2 separate regions of the Homo sapiens genome follow, and region 2 is linked to region 1. Evidence: chromatin contacts called from ENCODE Hi-C or POLR2A ChIA-PET data. All regions are on one chromosome and are shown on one strand. The core of a region is the stretch at or near the end of the contact, and the rest is flanking DNA. Distances in the headings are between cores, read along the strand shown.

Region 1 (4,939 bases), core at 1,812-4,311:
AAGTAGATAAGAAGAATTGAACTAATAAAACCAGAAATTATGTGAGAATATGCACTAAGAGGCTGGAGAAACCTAAGCGTCCAGAATTGTTGGCCTCAGTTTCTTATAGGTCAGATTTAGTCCTTCAGGGTTTTGAGGGGTTTTTTTTTTTTTTTTTTTTTGGTTCTCTTGTAATTGGATGATGACTGCTACTAAAAGGCCAAACACTTTAGCAGTTGCCCAATTCCTTCTCCTTTAGCAGTCACTTAAATGGCAGTGATGTTGACTTAAATGACAGCCATTCTGTCTAAAAGGCCATGGTTAATCAAAAGAGTATCAGTCAAATGTGTGTGCCTACTATATGCTCAGTTGCAGACAATCTTCTCCAAGAGCTTCCCTCATTTGAGAAAAATAATATATGTACACAAATTACTTTTTTTAAAAAAAGTGTTCAAGTATATACTCAAAATGATCTTGTCCGATTTTGGAGATTATCAGTGAAAAACCTCTTCTAGAGCAGTGGTTCTCAAAGTGTAGTCCCCAGACCGGCAACGTCTACATCATCTGGGAAATCGTTAGAAAAGCAGATTCATGGGACCTACCCCAGACCTACTGAGTCAGAAACTCTGTTTCTGATCTGTGTTTTAACAAATGTTCTGGGTGATTCTGGCGCATGCTGAAGTTTGAGAACCATTCTTCTAGAGAAACAGAAAAGAACATTAGATGTGTAGTTGGTACTTAAAATTATCAGGAATATGACTACCTGAGCAAAGAATTGGCCAATAACCCACATCAGTGGGGAGCCTTAAGGATAGGGACGGAGGGAGGGTGGGCGATGGGATCACTTATGAAGACAGATGAATAGGGCTGCTAACTGAGGAGGCATCAGGCCGCGGCTGTGGAAGTGAAAAGGAAGCCAGGCCACCAACTGAAGACTCCTTTGTTGTAAAGTTTCAGAGGTTTCTTCAAGTTGAAGAGAAAGACTAACTGACAAATTGAAAAGTCAAGGAGAGCTGATGTAACAAACAGGGATGAAAATACGCATACTAAAAGGTCATCTCAAATACAAGTAGTTATTTAAAGCAAAATTACAGGGGAAAAAAGTCTTAATGGCCAACTTTGACATTCAACTTTGAGTTGAAAGATTTCAGCAGCTTTAAATATAAGCTTTGAGTAAAGTATCCTTCAATAAGGGTTGAGCAGACCAAGATTTTTTTTTTTTTTTTTCCAAGACAAGATCTCAGTTGCCCAGGCTGGAGTGCAGTGGCATCATCACTGTTCACTGCAACCTCCACCTGCCAGGATCAAGTGATCCTCCCACTCTTAGCTTCTCAAGTAGCTGGGACTACAGGTGCACGCTACCATGCCTAGCTAATTTTTTTTCCCCTTTGGTAGAGATGGGGTTTTGCTACGTTGCCCAGGCTGGTCTCGAACTCCTGGGCTCAAGCAGTCTGCCCACCTCAGCCTCCCCAAGTGGTGGGATTACAGGCGTGAGCCCGCTGCACCTGGCTGAGCACACCAAGATTTCTAAATCAATTTGAACACTTGAGATTATCCAAATTTAGCTAAGTTGTATTGGATTCCCTCTCAAGGTTACCTGCCAAGGGAAGGGTTGTGGGAGAAAAATCTGAGCTAAACATCTGAACTATCAGGTAGTAAGATGAATGAATTACTGGCATTTTAACCTAATTGTGAATTTATTTCATGTGTCATATTAGGTTCTCCTTCCTGAGCCGAATCTGTGGATACAGTGTAGTGTGTAACACTTCCTTTAAAGATGTCACTCACCTAAGGAAACTTCAGGGGCTAGCTGGAATTTCCTAATCCAATTCTTAATTAAAAGCTTTATTAAAAGCTACCTTTTGGAAATACTAAGTCCTTGTAAGTCTTCTCATCTAAATTATAACAGAGAAAGCATCTCCACAGGAGCCTAAAAATAGTATTTTGATTTGAGAGGATAATGCTAGTTTTGAAGAAGAAAAAATAACCACATTGAAATTGAACCTAGGTAAATTAGTCTTGTTTTATGTTCTCTCCAGATATTTTGTACCAAAAATGAGTTCATGTGAAAAGTGAGATTAAGTGTCACATCTACTATGTGACAGATGCTATGCTAATAAATTTGCGTATAACCTCGCAATTCTCCACCAATCAGCTAGGAATTATCATCCTGATTGTATGGATGAGAAAACAGACTTTGATAAGTTAAATGACAAAACCATAAGAAACTAGATCTGATTCCAAAGCCTTTATTCTTTTTACCCTAATTCCTCTACAATTTTAGGAAGCTAAAAACATAGGAGTAGGACCTTAACCCACTTGCAGACAACAATTTTCTTGAATATATATTCCGTATAGCCTTTTTATCTCAGTTGACTTGAATGCTCACCCTAAAATCCAAAACTAAGACTAACTGGGTTAAGGAAAATCTTAATACAGAGACAGAAGTAAGTATGCCCTAAAATACCTAGAACAGGTCTAGAGACCCATCAACATGAGAATATATTTAGTTCAGCAACCAAATGAATAGAATCGGCTTCTTGTTTGGGATTTTGAAAGTACTTTTTCATTTGAACTAGTCTTAGGCAATGGTCTCGCCTGACCTTCAGCGAGCCTCAGTGTCTACTGGGTGGCAAGAAATAGATACCGTGAATGGTCACAGCATTATTTACAGCATTTAATCATTCTGGACCTCAAAGAGATTTGAGAACATTTCTCATTTTCCTAGTTATGGTAGGTAATTTTTTTTTTCTCTAACCAACTACTCAAGAGTCATTGAAGAGAAAAATCAGGACCCACTGAAAGTGTGGACACGAACCCTCCCTCTCAAACCTAGGATTCTAAACACTGCTTTTCTTGTTAGTATGGCGTGTTGTTACTATCGTACAAAGCCACCATTTTCCAATGAGTCTTCAAATCATTTGGAAGTGCATTTGGGAAACAAGAAAGAATCCTGTGCTTTTATTGTTTTTTGTTTCTTTATGAAACAAGTGGCAAGCAATACTTCTGAATGTTACATTGCATGACTAGGTCACAGAATTTCCCATTCTGCCTAAGAAGATGCCTTTTTTGAAGTGCTGTGTGTTTGATATAGCGATGGTACACTATTTGTAGAAAGTGGGTTTCAGTATAAACCATAACCACAGAGGTAAATCTATGGTTCAGTATGCGATTTGACGTACAGGAAGTATCTGGGTCTAATGATGAAACTTTTTAACTTTCCAGATGACAGAACAAAGGAAGCAGAAACAAAGAATTGGTCTTCTAGGACATCCTCCTCACATGAATGTCAACCCACAACAACCAGCATAAGCAAATGAAAGAAAGGAATTGTATTTACCTTTTATAATTATTATTAGTGTGGGTATGGCTAATGAGTTCTGATTCACCCACGAAGGTTACATTTATGCTGAATACATTTGTAAATACTCAGTTTTATACTGTATGTATATGATTGCTACTCTAAAGGTTTGGATATATGTATTGTAATTAGAATTGTTGGCATGATGACATTTCATTTGTGCCAAAAATATTAAAAATGCCTTTTTTGGAAGGACTAACAGAAAGCACCTGATTTGCACTTGAACCAGATTATAGATTTAAAAGTATATGACATGTATTTTGTATTTAAAACTAGAATAGCCAGTATTTATGTTTTTTATAAAACTGTGCAATACGAATTATGCAATCACAATACATTTGTAGCTCCCGAGTGTCCTAAAGGGAGTGCACTTCTTTGAAGCTGGTGTGTTAATACTATGTAATAAATGGTTAACTTTCAAATGATGCTGCTGCCAAAATTATATTAATAGTGAGTTTCAGGCCCCTGGGCATTTTGTACCATGTAATTATCCTCTGGTGATGCTGTTTCTCGTTAGTGGCAGTAGTGCCTCCGTCTCCTAGTGATAATGCTCCAAGTCTATGAACTGTTAAATCAGCATTCATTTTAAGAAAAGCAACTTTAGTTTCAAAGATACTTTTAAGCTTCTAAATTGATCATTTAAACTATTTCTTTAAATAAGAGAGCCAAATTAGAGGCTCATACTTTAGCTTGTGAAGAAGATAATGAATTTTTTAAAGGGAACTTTCTATGCAATGTTCAGGATAAATGCATACTGCTGGCCAATCAGTGTCATCTCCTGGGTAAATTTTGATGTCGCATTATAAAGACATGCATAATTGATGGTTTCTAGATTATCTAGTCCAAACAATAGAGTTTATTTTTTCTTCATCTGAACCAACATGCTACAGTAGCTAAGAAGTATTAAAACTATATACATCCATATAAAGATGAAATATGAACTATCTCATTAGAAGTCATAGTTGACCACAGACATGTTATTCTTCTGAAAGAGCCACATTTTGGTTTTATTTCTTGTCACATGATTTCTTTTCTTGATGGATGAAAAATATGAAAGGAAACTTTTATATCTGTTGCCTAGTTTTGTACATGGATCTCATTTTACAAGAGAATCTCTCTGCAAAAAAAAAAAAAACAGTTTAAAAATGCATTGAAAGCAGAGTTCTGAAATGAGTAAAGTTTGTAAATGCATATATAAAAATATTTAATAAATGATGCAGAATATACAGTGACTGGTTGGTGGCTTTCATTTGGCATTTGTGACTTAACTGCTATTCCATTTATGTACTTTCTTTAGGATCAGTTTGAAGTACAGTCGGTTTGATTACCAGGTTAATTCAGAAAATGTTTACCTGATTATTTAAAAAAACACTTGCTGTTGTTATGACAGCTCTGAGGAGAATTATTAGAACAAACATTGGGGAGTATTTAGTACAACATTCATTCATTCTTCTGGATTAGTGACTGCCAGCCAGGCTGTCGGGAGCGCCCTACTAAATCTCCTGTCTCTTCTGCTTTTACTGGGGGATCTTTAATTTGCTGTGTGCCATGTGGAAGTATCGGGAACAGCTGAAATTTGTTTTAGTTCATGCCCAGTGG
Region 2 (4,939 bases), core at 1,163-3,662, 360 kb after region 1:
CTGCTTGGTCCCCTTTTCCTTTCATCTTCTCTGGGCTCTGCCCCCTTTTTACTCTTCAACTCAATTGACAACTCAGCAAGAATTGTGTCAGCTCTATCTAATTTCTTTATGTGACCCTTTGCAGAGAGGCTGCATGGTCTGATGGAAAAGCATTAAGCTTTTGTGTTTGAGGGCTCCCTTCTGATTCGGATCCCCTGGCATATTCCACTTGAAAATTATTGTTAATGGAAATGCCGTAAAAAGAACTGCCTCTGAGGCAGATTTTATTGCTTCAATGTAAGGTTCTAAATATAGGAATTTAGAGTTACTGATGGAGCAGCTTTTTCCTTTTAAAAAATCTGGGCCTGTGGTAGTAGATTGAAAGTCCAGATTAAACCTGTGTGAGGTGGGGTTTTTTCCCTTTAGAATGTTTGGTGAAGATGTTACTTAAAAATTATTATGGAAAATTTCATAATATAGTAGAGAGAAAGTATGATGAATAATGACCCCTATGTACTCATCATTTGTCTTCACTAATTATCAGTATTTTGCTAACTCAAGGTGTTATTTTATTTATTTATTTATTTTGAGTTAGGGTCTCACTGTGTCACCTAGGCTGGAGTTCAGTGGTGTGATCTTGGCTCACTGCGGCCTCCACTTGCCGGGTTCAGTGATCCTCCCACCTCAGCCTCCCAAGTAGCTGAGACGACCGGCTTGTGCCACCATGTCCAGCTAATTTTGTTTATTTTATGTAGAGACAGGGTCTCACTATGTTGCCTGACTAGTCTCAAACTCCTGAGCGCAAGCAATTCTCCCACCTTGGCCTCACAAAGTACTGGAATTACAGGTGTAAGCCACTGTGCCCAGCCTAGGTGTTATTTTAACTCATGTAACTGTCTTAAGTTCTGAAATTTATGTATACATTTGTTGTATTTAACAACAGCAATAGAAATAAAGAAGTCACTCAAATTGTCAGCCTATCACCAAATAGTTGACCAGTGTCACTCCCGATTGTCAACTTTTTAGGTTTCCATAGACCCTTTCAGCCTGGCCTGTGTAACTTCTATATATTTTTCATTATAATATAAACATATATTTTGATTCTGCCTGACATTTGGCAGATCATTTGTTTCCAGGTTGTTGCCTTGCATTCATAATGACCACTTTTGTTGTTGTTTTTATTATTAAAAAAAATTATCTTTTCCCTTTTCTTTTTTTTTTTGTCTTTTGAGACAGGGTCTCCCTCCATCACCCAGGCTGGACGGCAGTGGCACAGTCTCTGCTCACTGCAACCTCTTCCTCCCAGGCTCAAGTGATCCCTGGGATCAAGTGAACCCCCCATCTCAGCCTCCTGAGTAGCTGGCACTACAGGCACCTGCCATCGCACCCAGCAAATTTTTTGTATTTTTGGTAGAGACAGAGTTTCACCATGTTGCCCAGGCTGGTCTCGAACTCCTGAGCTCAAGCGATCCACCTGCCTCGGCTTCCCAAAGTGCTGGGATTGTAAGTGTGAGCCATCATGCCTGGCCACTTTTTCTTTTTAAAATCATCTTTTTTTGGATAAATTCCCAGGAATGGCAGTACTGGGTTAAAGTCTGTGAAAAACTCTTGGGTTTTGAAATGCATCGTCAATCTGGAAAAGCAAAATGAGAAACCTATTTTTATTTTGCATTAAATGTTTATCCCCATGTTTGTGTCAGTAAATGCTATATATTTAGAAGATGTCTAGGCTAAGTTAGTGATAAGACTGATAAAAATGTTAGGTCCAAGCAACCACCTCCTTCTCCTGTATGCCAAGGATAAAGGTGCTGAGGAGCAGTGTGGTTGGAGTAGGAGGCCTGTCTCCATTCATGTCCTCCCCGATGAGACAGCTGGGACCTCAAGTGCCTTGTTTATTTTTGCAGGCAATGTCGTGAACATTCAGACGGGCCACTGGGTTGGAAAGCAGAGTGGCCTGGGTGCCGGGCTGGACTCCTTCTATGAATACCTCTTGAAATCTTACATTCTCTTTGGAGAAAAAGAAGACCTAGAAATGTTTAATGCTGCATATCAGAGTATTCAGAACTACTTAAGAAGAGGGTATGTCTCCCTAACATCTCCTCTGTTGCCTTGTAAAGCAAATAGAATGCATTCTGAAGCGTTTGTATTTTTTTTAACACACAATCACAGGGTCTGTTTATCTCTGCCCTCACCTTACCACCTCTCCTAGTTTGTCAGTCATCTGGGGGCAAAGAGCTGTGTTATCTTTCTGTCGCTGCATAGCATAGTACCCCAGAACCTAGTGGCTTAAAACAACAAGCATTATCTCATGAAGTTTCTTAGGGACAGTAATCCAGGAGCAGCTGAGCCAGTCATTCTGGCCCAGGATCTCTCCTGAGGTTGTTGTCAAGCTGGTGGCCAGGGCCACAGCCATGCTAAGGCCCAATGGTGCTGGGAGATCCCCTTCCAGGCTCACTTTGGTTGCTGGCAGTCTTCAGTTCCTCTTTGGCTGTTGGCTGGAGGGCTCAGTTCTTTGCCAAGGGGCCTCTTTGTAGGTAGCTTATGGCCACTGGCTTCCCCCAGAGTGAGTGATCTGAGAGAAAAAGAAAGAGGCCAAAATGGCAACCACAGTGCTTTCATGACTAGTCTGGGAATGATATACCAATACTTCTGCCAGACCATTAGTCACCCAGATCAAAATGATACATTCAGTGTGGGAGGGGGCTGTGCAAGCGTGTGGCTCGCACGGATGGAGGTTCTCGGGGGCCGTCTTAGAGACTTGCTGCTACTACAGGGGCTGACACATCCCAGTGTTTAACTGTGGCTTTAATTGCAGATAGATCTGCAATGCAGGACAATGTTTTGGTTCTAATACTTTACAAAGAACTGTTAGGATTGGTTTTTATACTTGGTGATAGAAAGGACAGTTACCACATTTTTTTTTCTCTCTGAGTTTGTTTAAAACATTATTCACCATTTTCTGTTGTTCCTCCAGGATGACAGGAGAGAGAGAGCCATTTGAAGCTACAGTGGCTTCTACGTAGTGTCACTCTCTTTCCCAGATCTTTCTTTTTTTTTTTTTTTGAGTCAGAGTCTTGCTCTGTCACCCAGGCTGGAGTACAGTGGTACGATCTTGGCTCACTGCAACCTCTGCCTCCTGCGTTCAAGCGATTCTCCTGCCTCAGCCTCCTGAGTAGCTGGGATCACAGCCGTGCACCACCTTGCCTGGCTGATTTTTGTATTTTTAGTAGAGATGGGGTTTCACCATGTTGGTCAGGCTGGTCTCAAACTCCTGACCTCGTGATCCACCCGCCTCGGCCTCCCAAAGTGCTGGGATTACAGGTGTGAGCCACCACACCTGGCCCCCAGATCTTTCTTTGTATGTATTTCTATGTTAAGTGTCCAGTTTCAGTGCAAGTTATAGCTACTGAGCTTCCTGCTTGGATTTTCTTGGGTCCATTTCTACATTGCTGTTGTAGGAACCACTTGTATGTGCTATGTTTAAGTAAGGGGCCTTTTGAGTGGAATTTATTTATTTTTGCTTTTCAAAGCCACAAACTAAATTGAGCAGTAATCCCCAAGGGTCTTGCTCTGATGCATTTCTCCAGGCCCATGCTGTAGGACATTACTAGAGAAGAGACTCTTTGTACCAAAAGAACCAAGCTTTTCTGCTCAGGTGAAATCCAGCATAGGCCCATACTATATACTGAATTCTCTTATGTGGCAGGGCTCTTAAACCCAAAGCTCAAAGTGCTTTCTGCAGAATACTGTGAAATCCTGACATATTACAATGGCTGCGTTAGGAACTTTGATCCTGTGGAAAATATTATCTTCTGCTAGAGTCTAATGTAGATAATTAAAGGCAGTCTGTCTGCAGAGGTTTAAGGAATGAGTTAGGAGAAAAAATTAATGTTAATTCCGTTTAAATGAAACTACCAGCAGCTGCTGGAGAGGTAGAGATCTGTCAGTGAGCTTTCTTTTCACCACTGAATGTGCTGCTTGGGTTTGCAGGCGGGAAGCCTGCAATGAAGGAGAAGGAGACCCTCCACTCTATGTCAACGTGAACATGTTCAGTGGGCAGCTGATGAACACCTGGATTGACTCTCTGCAGGCCTTTTTCCCTGGACTGCAGGTATTTTGCCATCAGATTTCCTAAGAATAACCAATCACCAGAAAGGGCTTCTCCCTCCTTTTCTTTCTTTTTTAATACCCTGAGCATTCTCTGTCTCCTTTGGATTTGGGAGGTCACTGACACTATACGTCTTCATCTCTCTGTTTGAGAAATTAGTCTCCAGAATATTGAACAGAGCCATTCCACACAAGTGCAAAACCGTGCTTGAGAAGTGACTGTGTGTGATTTTTGTTTTTGTTTGTTTTTGTTTTGAGATGAAGTCTTCCTCTGTTGCTCAGGCTGGAGTGCAGTGGCGCAATCTTGGCTCACTGCAACCTCCGCCTCCTGGGTTCAAGAGATTCTCCTGCCTCAGCCTCCAGGGTAGCTGGGATTACAGGCGCCTGCCACCACATCCGGCTAATTTTTTGTACTTTTAGTAGAGACGGGGTTTCACTGTGTTGTCCAGGCTGGTCTCGAACTCCAGGCCTTAGGTGATCTGCCCGCCTCAGCCTCTCAAAGTGCTGGGATTACTGGCATGAGGCACTGTGCTGGGCTGTGTGAGATTTTTGGATAATCCATCGCTCAGTTGTTTATTCCTTGTTCATGAGTACACGTAATCTCTTTTTCTGTGTGCAGCTCACATCAATTTGGCATTAGTGGCCAGATAGGGAGGGCATTTATTTGTCTGGGTTGTCACTTTTGGGTTGGTTTTGTCTTTAACCGTATGTGTAGGTCAACTAAGAACTCGGGGGCAGAGGAGAGCCCAGGCAGGCCCTTTGTGCCATGTCTTGTCACTCTAGGAATGGTATCTCAGCCTGATGACCTGTGTCCTCTCCTTAGGTGCTGATAGGAGATGTGGAAGATGCCATC

Evidence for each region. A loop is a pair of places that touch in the nucleus more often than their neighbours do. ChIA-PET counts read pairs that join two places held with the same protein, here RNA polymerase II (POLR2A). Pooled maps may share reads with other maps.
Region 2: a pooled map shows a loop between it and region 1 (2.3-fold over the local background). The contact joins two enhancer-like sites. A Hi-C loop is called at or near these places in 4 of 168 maps with a recorded cell type or tissue (CD4-positive, alpha-beta T cell, GM12878 and naive thymus-derived CD4-positive, alpha-beta T cell), 11 of 37 single-sample maps with no recorded cell type and 11 of 50 pooled maps. POLR2A ChIA-PET finds 5 or more read pairs at or near these places in 7 of 52 experiments (GM12878, activated CD4-positive, alpha-beta T cell, activated CD4-positive, alpha-beta memory T cell and 2 more).

What each region holds. Positions count from the first base shown.
Region 1 is chr3:4,842,935-4,847,873 of GRCh38, forward strand. ITPR1 (inositol 1,4,5-trisphosphate receptor type 1) reads left to right here. Exons shown (of 62, transcript NM_001378452.1): 62 at 3,205-4,572. The coding sequence ends at 3,291. All of the region lies in intron 2 of LOC124906209 (a long non-coding RNA gene), which reads right to left. Among named protein-coding and RNA genes, the nearest start is that of EGOT, 94 kb to the left of the region's middle. Within about 2 kb of position 3,062, at least 2 of the 41 ENCODE cell types and tissues checked have a DNase peak (open chromatin) inside an H3K27ac peak, as active enhancers do.
Region 2 is chr3:5,203,184-5,208,122 of GRCh38, forward strand. It overlaps EDEM1 (ER degradation enhancing alpha-mannosidase like protein 1), which reads left to right. Exons shown (of 12, transcript NM_014674.3): 6 at 1,884-2,058; 7 at 3,970-4,090; 8 at 4,910-4,939. Among named protein-coding and RNA genes, the nearest start is that of EDEM1, 18 kb to the left of the region's middle. RefSeq lists an enhancer at 2,332-2,571. Within about 2 kb of position 2,413, at least 2 of the 41 ENCODE cell types and tissues checked have a DNase peak (open chromatin) inside an H3K27ac peak, as active enhancers do.